Regions from separate parts of the Homo sapiens genome. Here region 1 is linked to region 2. Evidence: chromatin contacts called from ENCODE Hi-C or POLR2A ChIA-PET data. All regions are on one chromosome and are shown on one strand. Each heading gives the region's core, a stretch centred on a gene start or an enhancer-like site at or near the end of the contact. The rest is flanking DNA. Distances are from core to core; before and after follow the strand shown.

What was found. A loop is a pair of places that touch in the nucleus more often than their neighbours do. ChIA-PET counts read pairs that join two places held with the same protein, here RNA polymerase II (POLR2A). Pooled maps may share reads with other maps.
Region 1: a loop to region 2 is called in a pooled map, with 2.6 times the contacts of the local background. The contact joins the enhancer-like site here to the promoter of BCL2L14 in region 2. A Hi-C loop is called at or near these places in 3 of 50 pooled maps. POLR2A ChIA-PET finds 5 or more read pairs at or near these places in 2 of 52 experiments (activated CD4-positive, alpha-beta memory T cell and activated naive CD4-positive, alpha-beta T cell).

The regions. Positions count from the first base shown.
Region 1 is chr12:11,760,655-11,767,532 of GRCh38, reverse strand. The region is part of intron 2 of ETV6 (ETS variant transcription factor 6); the gene reads right to left. Among named protein-coding and RNA genes, the nearest start is that of ETV6, 110 kb to the right of the region's middle. RefSeq lists enhancers at 1,362-1,441, 4,037-4,246, 4,577-4,626, 5,127-5,246, 5,257-5,426 and 1 more. Within about 2 kb of position 4,717, at least 10 of the 41 ENCODE cell types and tissues checked have a DNase peak (open chromatin) inside an H3K27ac peak, as active enhancers do.
Region 2 is chr12:12,067,535-12,075,070 of GRCh38, reverse strand. BCL2L14 (BCL2 like 14) reads right to left here and starts at 4,132. Exons shown (of 6, transcript NM_138723.2): 1 at 3,934-4,132. RefSeq lists enhancers at 1,401-2,088, 3,836-3,925 and a silencer at 5,295-5,474.

The DNA of each region.
Region 1 (6,878 bases), core at 3,468-5,967, 310 kb after region 2:
CAATATTCTTTCTGCTATACCATGCGGCCACCTGAAACTTTCCACTTGTTTATTTTCCCCCACAGAGTCGAGCCATGCTGCACACATAGAAGACTTCTACTAAATATTTGCCAAATTGATCTACAAATTCTACAATTCTGCTGTCTTAGCCTAATACTATATTTCAGTCTCCAGAGATCCCAATAGTGGTTTAATAAGAAGTATGAAGGCTTATAGGAATTCACAAAGTGCCTCTGAAATCATAATCTAATTTCCTCACAACAATGTGAAAAAGGTATGACTGTACCCATTTTAGAGATAAGGAAACTGAGGCTGGGAGGTTCAGTGACTTGTTCAAGGTTACATTGCTGGTTGTATATTGTTAGAGCTGGCCCTTAAATTTAGACAACTGATTTCAAAGCCTGTGCCTTTTTTATTTCATTAACTTAAGCCTAATTAATAATGACTGTTCTCACGCCCCAAATGATACCGCCATCCTTCTTTCTCCTAGCCTGTTCCATTAAAGAAAAAAATTTAGTTCCTAAGGCATCATCATGTCAATTTCAGAAACAAAACAAAGCACCACATGCAGGCTGATGGAACTGAAGAAAATGACATGTTCAGGTACAAGAATATCGTCCACCCAGCACAGAGCCCTATTTCCTTCAACAAAGCAAAGAATTCAGACCCAGCTCCCAAGACCGGAATAGCACTTACATTTACTGCCTTCAAGATTTTAAAGGCCGGCCTGAGGAAATGGCTGCATTCTCCCCTGACTGCCCGCCCCCACCCCATTGCTGAAGACGTCTTCAATCATTGCTTTATGTCAAAAGGGGAAGGAAAGAGGTCATTTCTGTGTCTTGGCAGCATAGGGCTGTCACATAACCTATAAGGCCTCCACGCAGGTCAGGGATGGGCAAAGCCACAAAGCAAGGGAGCAAGAAACAGGCTCCCGGCCTGGCTGCCGGCTGCTCTCGAGAGCTGTTCAAGATGGAGCTGGTGGCAGCTAATGGCGGGGGTGGGAGGAAGGGAAGCATGAAGAAGGCTGTGAAGAAAGGTGTGGGGGGACGGATATAATCCGGCATACAGAAACCTGTCAGGATGGGATTTATTTTTGTTCTGTGAGGGAGTATAATAGGGCTTTGCCTGCACTCTCAATAGCTGTTTTGAAGTGAACCCGGCTGGTATGTCTTTAATTTGTCATTTCATTATGAAACTGTTTCCCTTCCAAGAAGCCTTCAAGTCAGGAAGCTCTGTCTGCCCACACAGGAAATTCCTTTGCTTCAACTTCCCCAAAAAGGAAATTTCCCTCAGAAGTGAGCCCAGCATATGCCTTTGAGCAGAGCTGCTTCAAGAAACTTTGGCAGCTGAGTCCTGAAAACACCCCTTGGCTTTCTGCTGCTGCTGGGATGTGTGGATAAACAGTTCAGCTTTCACCCAGCAAGTGGGGACCCCACCGAAACCGACCCTGGCCCACACCTTCCTCCTGCTTCTTCATTCTCCCGTGCCCTTGCTCTTCATCACCTCCTGTGAGCCGCCAAGAGTTTTAACCCTGCGAGAGGCAACCAGTACCTGCGGCTTTCATGAAGAAATAAGCATACCTGCATCACACAGACGCTCACACCCACCACGGGACTGTCCCAGGACAGTCTCAGCACAAGGTACCTACTCTCGTTTCCCCCTCAGTCTCATACACAAACTTGAGACTTCTGGCAGAAAGGCTGCAGCATTTCAAATGAAGAGGGCACAAGAAAATAAAATGACAAATTATAGTTCCTAAAGCACGTATGTTACCAAAGTACCTTTTATCCAGGGTGGTGGTGGTTTTTTTTTTCCCCATGCACGCTTTCCCACTGAGGATTTTAAGTAAAACAAGGAAGGGGGAGATATCTCAAACCACAGCCTTACAAAAATTAATCTCTCAGACATATTGTGAATGGTTAAGTGGTGAGAGCCCACAGCAGCTGTGCTGAAGTGAATAAGATACAGTATTTTATGAAGCTTCTTAGCAAAGAGGCATTAGCAGGAAACTGCCAGATTCACAGTTAAGTTTTTAATTTTCCATTTAAAATCACTTCATTAAAAAAAAAAAAGTGGTGAAAAGGAAACAATACAGAGACCTAAAGCACAAAAAGAGAGAATGGTATTGAACCTGAGACTGCGTATCAAGCAGTGGGGACCAAGAGAGACGTAGACAGATGAGGATCTAAGACGGCCCTGGATTTTCACTTTGCAATTAGATTGCATTGGAATGGTAGGGGGATGGGGTCTGATCTTATTACACTATGTATGTGCCAGGGCTCTGAAAGGGACAGTATTTACCAGGAGACAGAGCAAGGGACTAGGGAGAGTCATATAGTTCACTAAAATCTGGATATATAAACCCTGAAGTTTTGGGTTGTGGTAGATGTTTTCTGTGGGGTAGCTTTAAATTTTTATTTTAGTGAGTTATTCTGTTTTTCTGAAATTTGTGAAGCTTTAACCACAGTCAGATCTCAAAGGGGAACTCAACACTATTCTTCATGTTCTTAAAGTGAAGAGATTAGGCAATAGGGCTTTGGCTTCTATTGGAAGGCAAGGTGTATATTGGATGGACCTGTCTCCCACCTACCACCTCTGTGACTCTGGTCAAGTTCCTTTTCCTCTTTAAGTTTGACTCTTCATCAGTAAGATGAGGATAATAAAACCCAGTTCACAGGACTGCCTAGAGGGTTAAATGATACAATACATGTGAAAAGCGCCTACCATAAGCACTCAATAAATGGAAGTTATTATTCCACATGGAGAACTACAAAGGATCTTTCCCCCAAATTCTGCACACCTCCTCCCTGTCACACACACATAGGCCACCCAGCTCTGGTAGCTCCTTCCCCAAGGGTCAAGATTTTCCTGACCACTTACTTCAACTCAAGACTTGGATTACCATGCCCTTTATACATCTGCAAGATCTTGGCATTACGATCAAACGTGATCATCCCTGAAGTAAAGACATTTAGTGAGAATGGTTGAAAGGCTTAAGGATTCAGATTTATACTCCCAAATTCACTACTCCTGTCAAAGAAATGCAGATGACTTGCACATTCTCAAATCGCCAGTGTACTAGAGGAGACCTGACCTTCTTTGGCCAAGACTGATGATGGCAATGTCTTGAGAGCAATGGCCACGCACAGTAAGTAGCAGACTGCTCATCCTGGCCTCAGAGCTCCAGGCTCACAATGTTTTGTCTAAATCAGGAGGCCTGGATTTTCCATCTAGTTTTCCATCTGTCTTATCCACAGAGAAGGCCAGCCCTAAGCAAATTATAGTGCTTATTTCCAACTCTACCCACTCCGTGCTGGCCACGGTCCTTCCACTTCAAAAAATTCAGGAGATCTGATAAGCTAATTTTCATTAAGATATTAGGGACTTGAGGTATTAATTATCTCTCTCCATAACTATCTCCTGCCATAATGATTTACTTTTAAAAGTGGAGCTATGTGGAAATAATGCCTGATCCAAAAGGAATGTCTCAACAATGGAATTTCAGGCACCCTGGTCATTCATCGTGGGAGATATTTATGTTCAAAGCACTCTAAATCATTGCAACTGGGTGACCACATTCCCTGCTTAAGTATAACATTCACCCCGTTCACAGTCAACTATAAGCCCTCTGTCCTGGGTCCAAAGTAATGCTATCTGAACAATAAAGGTTTAGAAGGCAGCCACTTTCTGAATCTCAATACTCCTTTAGCAAACAAAGAAGTACCAGACATGAGAGAGCTACACAGCGTCTGCACAGTGCCAATGCTACAATACCCAGTTGTATTTCAAGTTCTTTTCCCCGATCACTGGGGTGGCAGGAATCGTCACAGTAGTAGGAATAATCACAGAAGCTTTGTGAAGCAGGTATCTGGAATAACAGCTATAAGACGATCCCAACGAAAGCACGTGCGTGCACACACACTTGGATTCATCTGAAGCAAAAATTTTTCTCTAAGAATCAAAAGAAAAGCTTATTTTCTTTCATAAGGTCCAAAATCTATTTGATCAGAGACAAATTTCACATCTTTTTAGGTTTTTGTGGGTCTCTGAAGCTCCTCTCAGCACTTGGTCAGGGCATTCCAGTAGTTTCATTTATAACCCATGAGTCTCAAGTGAAGAAAACCTCTCTCAGGGAATTCCTACTTTTGTGTTCCTAAAAGACCTTTAATAAAACCCCAGATACCTGGATGAATATTTGAATCACGGCCAAATTTTAAGGTCAGCAAGAGCCCCCACGAAAAATGCTTGACAGAGTTGTAAATAGGGGAACGAGAACTGCGTCTGTTCAGAGAGGGGACTTTGTGAGGTGGCTTCACTACCACCTCATAGGAGAAGTGAAAGGAGTCAGTGTGGGAGCTGAGGAGTTCAAGAACAATGGCGTGAAGGAATCAGAATGAAAAAGGAAAGCATTTTCTCCCCGACTTTGTTCATATCTAGTGGGAAACCATGCCTAACAGAGATGAACCTTCCAACCCATCCGAATAACAGGTTTGGGAACCTGCACCACCTTAGGGTTCCTTCCTGAAGCAAGGCATGCGAGGAGGAGGAGGAAGGAGAAAGAGTCATTTTATGTCCTCAAGAGGGCTGGCACCAAATCACTTACTCATATTTGTTTCTCTACAAAGAGTTCCTGATGTTGGTGACTTAAGAGCTACTTAAGGAGAAAAAATAAAACCCCTCATCAGCTTTGGTCACGAATCACTGCTGCTTTGGGCGAGTCTTTTCTCCCTAATCTTACACCCCCTTTTCACAGCCCATGGCAATGAGTAGATGATTCCAGCAACTAGTTGAGGGCCTCTATTTAGAAATACTTTCCTTGGGTGTGAGTTTTCATGCCCAGGGGATGGTATAAGTGTCACAGATTCTCTCTGCTGGCTGAGGCGGATGGAAATGTACTTTCAAGCTCAGCATCAAAGCCTTCACTTTAGAAGCTGAAAGCCTTCATTCCCTTGCCAACTGTGCTTTTTTTCTCCCATAATTAATTAATGCAGTATTAATTGTGCATGTGCTACGGAGCCGGCTAAGGGAGGATAGTGTGGCCCATCCACGCAGATCAGCTGGCTCTGTAAAGCCTAAAACCCAGTGGATACCATCTCCAGAGGGAGAAAAACGCAGACTGAAATTTTTTACAGGTTACAGGAAAGGCAAACACGCCTTGAGTTGCAGAGGGGATTGCCGCTAATCACACAGTTGGGGTCAAGTAGATAGTTAGCAGAAGCCACACCTGTGCATGTTGCATGGGGCAAAGGGCCAAGCCACAGACAATTCTCAGGCCAGAAAGGGGGCTATGAGAACAGGGGAGCAGGCCTGTGATCTGGCTGTAAGGTCCTGGGAACCAGCATAAGGCAAGAGTGGCAGGGACAGTCTTTAGAAGCCCTGCAAGGCCTAGGAGCTGGCACCAGTTCTCATCCCACAAAAGCATTAACCCGATTTCAATCACAGGAACCATAGGGAAATGCTCAACAGAGCTGGGTGTTGGATTTCCCTATTTCCTTGCAGGAGGGCTTCCTCCCAAAACAATCACAGGTAAAACGAAGGACAATTTCCTGTGTCATGAAAGTACCACCATCTGCACTAAAATTTGATGTTGAGTCCTAAAAATCAAGTGAATGATCATGAAATCTGGCATTTACAGATAATGTTCCACTGCTGATACCCCTTGTGTTTCTCTTCTGGAATAAGAGAACAATGCGACGATTGAGTTGGGGAGAACTTAGGAATCATATACTCAGGCCATTTCACTTTGCAGATGTGGAAACCACAGTCCTGAGAGATGGAATGAACTGCTGGGATGACCCAAGTAATCAGCCACGTAGAACCAGAGCTCAAGGAACTGACCCCTACAAGAGCATGTTCTCTGCCCTCTTACCCTGTTGTAGCGTGTTCTGGCACACATGCCATGTGGGTAAACTAAGGCACCAAACGTCAGGCAATTTTTCTGAAGCGTGTTGGCTTAACACAAATTATCAGGAAGTTCAGTGTTTTAAGGTGTAAACTCAGTAACACAATCTTCATTCAATCACAGCATCTTTCTTACTGTTTAATAACCATCTGTGAGGTAGATCATCTCTTTAAAAAAGATGGAAAATAATAGACAAGGAACCTCTTTTTACTTCATTTAGTTTTGTTTCTAACACTCCAGAATTTACACACATACCTGAGACTATCTGGCAGATAACAGTGTGCATACAGGATTGGATATGGAAATTTATCTTCCTTCAAGTTCAAAAGATAATTTGGTTTATAGCTCTGATTTTATCCATCTGGGCCCTCTTGTCAGTAATTTATATTATGCTTAAAAATTGGAAAAAAAAATCAGCCTGTTAGCTTGGATATTCTCCTTCTAACCAATAGATAGAATGAAACAACTTTCATTTGCTCCTCAGACTTTTAAAGAGTAATAGGGTGAAGTGGAAAATAAAAGTCTGGGTTTTGGAATTAGATACGGATTCAAATTGGGGCTCCTCCACTTTCTCTGGGTGACCTCGGGCAAGTGGTTTACCTGAGCCTCAGGTATAATATCTACTGTGCAGAGTTTGTTATTATTCAGGATAATATATATGAAGCATATACATATACACACATATATACATATATACACACACACACATATACTTTTATATACACACACACACACACACACACACACACACATATATATAATAATAGTAGTGATCATTATTTCTTCTTCCACACAACAATGCCACAGAGATTCTCTAGAGTGGCTTTATGATCTTAAACACGGTTGACCTCAGAGTGGCTCCTAAGGAGAAACACAGGCTCCTGTGAGCTGGCAGGTAGGGTACAATGACCAAAAAACTAAAGCTCATTTGCAAAGATGAGCTACTTCTGGAAAACAAATGGGTAATAAAATCCTA
Region 2 (7,536 bases), core at 2,883-5,382:
ATGAGTGGATCTTTATTAAATCGTAATTCAAACATACTGTATAAAGATGTAGATATCTTTGAGATGATAGAGAACTAAACACAGTACAGTGTATGTTTTAGATGATATTAAGGAAGTATTGATCATCTTGGCTGGCACCGTGGCTCACACCTGTAATCCCACCACCTTAGGAGGCCAAGGTGGGAGGATCACTTGAGACCTGGATTTGGAGACCAGTCTAGGCAACAAAGTAAGATCCCATCCCTATTTTTTAAAATTTAAAAATTAAAACATTTTTTAAAAAGATAATCTCATTAAATGTGGTAACATTGCCATTAAAAAGTACATATCTGGGCTGGGCGCGGTGGCTCACGCCTGTAATCCTAGCACTTTGGGAGGCCGAGGTGGGCAGATCACTTGAGGTCAGGAGTTCAAGACAAGCCTGGCCAACATGGTGAAACTTTGTCTCTACTAAAAATACAAAAATTAGCCAGGTATGGTGGCACATGCCTGTAATCCTAGCTACTTGGGAGGCTGAGGCTGGAGAATCACTTGAACCCAGGAGGTAGAAGTTGCAGTGAGCTGAGATGGTGCCACTGCACTGAGTAATAGAGTCAGACTCTGTCTCAAAAAAAAATAATAAAAAGAAAAAAAGAAAAAGGTACATATCTTCAAGTATATATAGTGTACATGTATATAAAAACAAAGTAGACATACTGTAAGATATGAAGGCGGGACTTTGGCTGGCTTCCCCAGCACCTAGAGTAGCGCTTGATGCTCTACTGACTGAGCTATCCGGGCTCTCTAGAATAGTGCTTGATACATGGTAGGTGCTCAAATATCTGATGACTGACTGAATGAATGATTATAGGACTGCCAGACACATTCAGAATACAGGACACATTTGGTCACATTTGAAGTTCAGATAAAGGGCAAATAATTTTTTAGTATATGTCCCAAATATCATGAGACTAATATATAATAAATATTAGTATATGTCCCAAATAAAATATTATATGCTAAAAGACACTTATATTTGTTATTTATCTGAAATTCAAACATAACTGGCTGTCTTGCATTCTTGCTTGCTAACTCTGGCCACCCTAGGAGGGGAAGCTGTTGCTGAGACACACTGAGACCTGAGGTGCGTGCAAGCAGGCAAAGCGGGCCACCAAGCAGGGTGAGGTCAGAATTAGGTGCGGCAGACTTGGTGGGGAAAAGGCTGAGTCTAGCAAGAGACCAGACATGGAATTTCTCAGGAGAGGATTCATGAGGCTTTTGATTCAAGGCTTCCTTTTGGACAGAGTGGCTCAGGGCACTGCAGGCCAGATGTGCACCCTGGTCCTTCAGGAACTGTGTCCTTGGGTAGGAGGCTGTGCGCCCTCGTCAGACCAGTAACACTGTGCTGCTGAAGAAATTTCCATGTATGTTAAAAACATCCAGACCTTTTTAATATAACACGAGGGCTTTAAAATTGTGTGTGTGTGTGCGCGTGCATGCATGTTTGTGTGTGCGTGTGCATGTGTGTGTGTGTGGCGGGGGGAGTATTGTCACTGGAGAGAGGGCTTCTTTAAGAAACAAGCTTGCTAATGCTATTTCAGCAGCAACATCAGAAATCGGGGAAACCACTGAAGTCAAGACAGAGTACTTAGTCCTTCCATTTAGTAAAATGTGAGATTTTTGTTGTCTTACAGGCCAGAAAGGCTGTGACTTGGCCCAGTCGACAGGCAAAGCTAAGAATGAGAGAGGATGAGAGAGAGGAGAAAGAACAGTGCTCAGGAGCCAGCCCCAGAAGGAGGCTACCCTACAGCGGAGGGAGCGGGGGCCTCCGCCACAAGAGCCTGGAGAGCAGGGAGCAAAAGAGAACAAACGGAGACAAAGGATTAAGAGGGTTTTAATGTATTTAACAAATGTAGATGCCGGACCCAGTGGCTCACGCCTGTAATCCCAGCACTTTGGGAGGCCCAGGGAGCAGGATCGCTTAAGCCCAGGAGTTCAAGACCAGCCTTGGCTCCGTCTCTACAAAAAATGAAAAAAATTAGCTGGGCGTGGTGGTGTGCACCTGCAGTCCCAGCCACTTGGGAGGCTGAGGGGGGAGAATCGCTTGAGCCTGGGAGTTGGAGGCTGCAGTGAGCTATGATCGCGCCAGTGCACTCCAGCCTGGGTGGCAGAGGGAGACACTCTCTTAAGAAACAAAAATAAAGAAAAAAAAAAACCCACCCACACAAACACAGAGTTTTTGTTTCCTCTAATCCTTGTTATAAATTACTTGATTGTTCAGTGTATAGCTAAGTCTTACTTTCAAGCAGCAGCGATCGAGTATTATCACAGGTTAGATCCCTTCTGCTTTCAGCTCTTCCTACAGAAATTGTACTCTATACAAGAAGCCCAACTTTGGGGTTTATGGAAAGGTAAACCATAAGTTTTATGCTTATGTTGACAGAAGCCCTGGGTGGGGCCTCTGAATGCTGGTTCAGAACCTGGAGGGGAGATTTCCGTTCCTGGGTGAGACCTGTGAGGCTTATTCTAATTCAGGGCCGCAGAGGACACAACCCTGCTTCACTGCCCTATGTTTACCTTCCTGATCCTTACCTGTAACAAACCTGCACTCTCAGAAGCAAGGCTACAGAGGTTCTTTTCTTGGTCTCTTTCCCTCCCCGAGGTGGCCGGGGTCCTCCACGTCTGGCCCCAGCGTGTCCTCTGGGAACACTGGCTGCCTGGCCGGGTGTGCTGAGAGGCCGGCTGGGAAGGCCACACTGCAACGAACACCTACATTCCAGGTATTGGCAGACGCACTGTCGCACGGTTCTCGCTCTGCGGACTCACTTGTTGAGGTGAGATTTCACTTCCCTCCCGGTGGGTGGCAGCTAACGGATAAGCACACAGAGGAAACTGCAGCAAGCACCTCGTGTTTCCACACACAGAGGCGGCCACCACCCAGTGCCCCAGTTACGCTGGACACCTGGTTCGCTGTGCCTCTGCCTGTCCCAGCGGTGAGGGGTGTGGAGAATCCCTTGGTGGCTGTCCCAGCAGAAGAGCTGACTTCATGTGCTCAGGACACACAGTTGAGGCCTGAGTGGATCTCGTGGGCACTGACACTCATCCCCACGGAGCCTCCCACAGCACATCCTAAGCTCAGCTTGGTTCTGTTGTCCGGAGCCTCCCCTTCTGCCCCTCTCCTCTCCCCCTCACTTCAGACCTCTCAGGCTCTTCGTGCCTTCTGCCTGGACTGTTCTTTAATACTAAAGGTGAAATGAGGAATGAGAGAAAGTGCCTTAACTTCCCACAATAGAAGCTGAATGCTAGACAGAGCCTCAGGTCATATTCACCAAACAGAAGGTCCGAGGCTCTGATTGTGGAAAGAAGGGGACAGGGAGCTCAGGGAGGAGGGAGCTTTCTAGAGGGGAGAGAGGAGAGAGAAGGGTCTTCCATTTACCTGTGCCTTAGACTCAAGGAATTCTCTGGGGGTCTAGACCTCCTGCGGATGAGTGCCCAAGTTCCCACGAGGTACTCAGGACTCTGATCTCAAACCAGGAATTCCCATGCTGGCTTCAGTCCCTGAATCCTCGTGGTCTCCAGCTTGGGCAGTGGTGTCCCTGGCCACGGAATGGCTGTCATGTCATTGCATACCTCCCCAGATACATAAGCAGAGAAGACTGAGTAACGTCACATACCTCAACCAGTAATGTGTTCTTAACTGAATGTCCCAAACCCTTTGTAGCAAAAGAGAAATGAAAGAGAAACCTAAATAACCTTTCTTCGTCTTTCCTGGAAACCCCGCTAAACTAGATTCTCAATGTCATTTTGTGTCCTGAGACTTACATGATAAGAACTTTGTAATAAACCCAGTAAAGAGCTCCCTGAATTAGACTGCCTCATTTGGCAAACAGCTAAAGACCAGGCTGTGTCCTCCTGCAAAGGCTGAGGATGAAGACTGGTGCCTCCTGGTGTTACCTGGTCTGGAAGCTGTCTGTGATTTCTTCTGCTTCAGGTCAGGTGGCAGTAAGGATATTTCTATACCTGAGTCTCTCTCCACGAAACTTAAGAGGAAACTTTCAACAGGTCTTCTTGGCTTGTCGTTTGGAAAGACTCAGGTAGTTTAGAGCCCCAGGCTCTAAACTTTCTTCAGGTTTAGGACTCAGCCTGAAAAGAGGCTTAAAGAAGGAGAACCACTTCCTTATTACGCCCTGCCCCTGGCTTTTTAATTGAAGGAGGGGCTGATCTTTGCCCGTGTAATTTGACTCTAAAAGGAATTCTATATCCATTACCTAGCACTCTTCCTGCCCTTTGGGATAACTAGGTGGGTGTTCTGATACTTCTTTACTATCCTTATCAGTTGTTAGTTAAACAAATGTTTACTGACCGCCTAACATGGTACAGGTACTGTACACATATTTAATCTTTTTTTTTTTTTTGAGACAGAGTTTCACTCTGTTGCCCAGGCTGGAGTGCAGTGGTGCGATCTTGGCGCACTGCAACCTCCGCCTCCTGGGTTCAAGCGATTCTCATATCTCAGCCTCCTGAGTTTCTGGGATTACAGGCTTGCACCAGCACGCCTGGCTAATTTTTGTATTTTTAGTAGAGACAGGGGTTTCACCATGTTGGTCTCGAACTCCTGGCCTCAGGTGGTCTGCCCTCCTCGGCCTCCCAAAGTGCTGGGATTACAGGCGTAAGCCACTGCGCCCGGCCAACATATTTAATCTTAACAACATTGAGAGGCAGGCGTTACGATTCCCATTGCACAGATGAGGAAACTGAGGCTCAGAGAGGTGAAGTATCTTGCTACGGATCCCTATCAGTTGAGCTGAGATCCAAATCGTGCTCTTTCTGGCTTTACACTCTATCATGTCACCTCTCCTATGTGACTCAAAGATTGTGTTCAAGTGGAACCACTGGAAAAGTGTTCAAAAAGGAATCTAAGCACAGCCATAGTAAAAACCACAAAAACCCACTGAAAGGCCAAATGTCATAACTTTAGAGATGGAATTCCCTATTATATGAAATAGGAAACAGTTACATCTGATTTTATGCTCTTTCCAGAGTCTTAAGTGAAATAGATATATATGGCCATGCTTGAGATCATAAACCCTGGACCGCTGGTCAAACTGTGACGATGAAGGAAGTGTGAATAGTGAAAGGGGAATTAATGCTATTTTCGTAAAAGTGGGGAAGAATGGGTCATTTAAATATTAGGCAAACAGATCCACAAGAGACAAACAGATGGTAGTTATGGGAAAGTTAGATATTTAGTAACTCGAGGTGAATTTTCACCAGCAAACTAATATTTTTTGCACCAGTGAGGTCAATGTAGAGGGTATTAAAGAAATACTAAGAATGATTTTTCTCTTTTTATAAAAACTTGCCACCTTTTTTTTTTTTTTTTTGAGACGGAGTCTTGCTCTGTCGCCCAGGCTGGAGTGCAGTGGTGCGATCTTGGCTCACTGCAAGCTCCACCTCCTGGGTTCACGCCATTCTCCTGCCTCAGCCTCCCAAGTAGCTGGGACTACAGGCGCCCGCCACCAAGCCTGGATAATTTTTTTTTTTTTTTGTATTTTTAGTAGAGACGGGGTTTCACCGTGTTAGCCAGGATGGCCTCGATCTCCTGACCTCCCGATCTGCCCGCCTCCACCTCCCAAAGTGCTGGGATTACAGGCGTGAGCCACCGCGCCTGGCCAAAAACTTGCAACCTTTTTTTGGGGGGAGACGATGAGATATATTCACTGGAAACAATTCAAGAATAAACAGGGTCTGGCTCAGTGTCTCAAGCCTGCAAGCCCAGCATTTTGGGATGCTGAGGTGAGAGGATCACTCTGAAGCCAGGAGGATCACTTGAAGACCAGCCTGGACAACACAGTGATGAGACAAGAGTTCTTCAGGACTGGTTTGCAAGGTACAGGTCACAAAGACACCACTGATAAAATGACATGTAGTAAAGCAGCAGCCCAAATCTATCAAAACCAAGATGCGATGAAAGCAACCTCCGGTCGTCCTCACAGCTCATTATATGCCAATGATAATGCACTGTTGTGCTAAAAGACACTCGCTCCTACCAGCCCCATGTCAGTTTACAAATGTTATGGCAATGTCTGGAAGTTACCCTATATTGTCTGAAATGGGAAAACCCTCAGTTCTGGGAACTCCCCACCTTTTTCCCAGAAAACTCACGAATAATTCACTTTTTGTTTAGCATATGATCAAGGAATACCCGTATACTCAATCAAACAGCCCATGCCACTGCTCTGCCTATGGAGTAGCCCCCCTTTTATTCCTTAACTTGCTTAATAACCTTGCTTTCATTTTACTTTGTTGGCTCACTCTTGAATTCCTTCTTGTGGGAAGCCAAGAACCCATGTGGCCTCCCAGACTGAACCCCAATTTTGGGATTCACGCTGTGATAGTAAGACCCCATCTCTTAATTTTTTTTTTTTTAATTAGCCAGGCATGACTCACGCATGTAGTGCTAGCTACTCAGGGGGCTGAGGTGGGAGGATCACTGGAGACCAGGTATTCAACACCAGCCAGACAACATAGCATGGTGGCACATGCCTGTAGTCCTAGCTACTTGGTAGTCTGAGACAGAAAGATTGCTTGAGCCTAGGAGTTCAAGGGGGCAGCAAGCTAGGATCATGCTATTGTAGTTTAGCCTGGGTGACAGAGTAAGACCCTGTCTCAAAACAAAAACAAAAACCCTGTCTCAAAACAAACAAACAGAAAAACAAACAATAAAACCACAAAAGCATATAAGCAATAATAAAATCACATCACATAGTATGTCCATACTGGAGTTCTGAGTTACATAACTAAACAATGTTTGTTGCTGAAACCATTTAGGATCCTGAAGAGTCTTGGTCATGCACAGTGGCTCATACCTGCAATCCCAGCGCTTTGGGAGGCTGAGGCAGGAGGACAGACTGTGTCCTGGAGTTTGAAACCAGCCTGGGCAACATGGTGATAACCCCATCACTACAAAAAAATAAAAAGTTAGCTGGGCGTGGTGGAGCACACCTGTAGTCTCAGCTACTCAGGAGACTGAGGCGGGAGGATTGCTTGAGCCTGGCAGGGGGCCGGGGGCTTGAGGCTGCAATGAGCCATGATGGCACCACTGCACTCAGCCTGGGTGACAGAGCCAGACCCTGTCTCAAAAAAAAAAAGTCCTGAAAGGTTTTGGTAAAGCAACTATTAACACAGGGAAGGGGCAAACCCCACACGGAAGCTGAGGAGAGCAACTGTCCACCTCTCATTCAACTATGTTATCTCCACGCCTAACAAGTTGGCCAGGGACAGGTCACAACACATGTTAGATATTAAACAGCAAAAGCAAAAACCACTTTTCTCCCGATTGTAAACATAGACATGCTGTTGTAGAAAACTCGTAAAACAGGGTCATAATAAGGATTGCCATAATGCAGTCATTCAGTGGGAAATGCTGCTAAAAATTTGGTGGACGTCCCTTCTTTTCTTTGAGAAAAAGGAGACACAGGACAAACTCTCTGCCCTCCCCCTCTCTATAAGGAAAGTCAGGATGATTCTTTTTTTTTCTTCAGACAGAGTCTCACT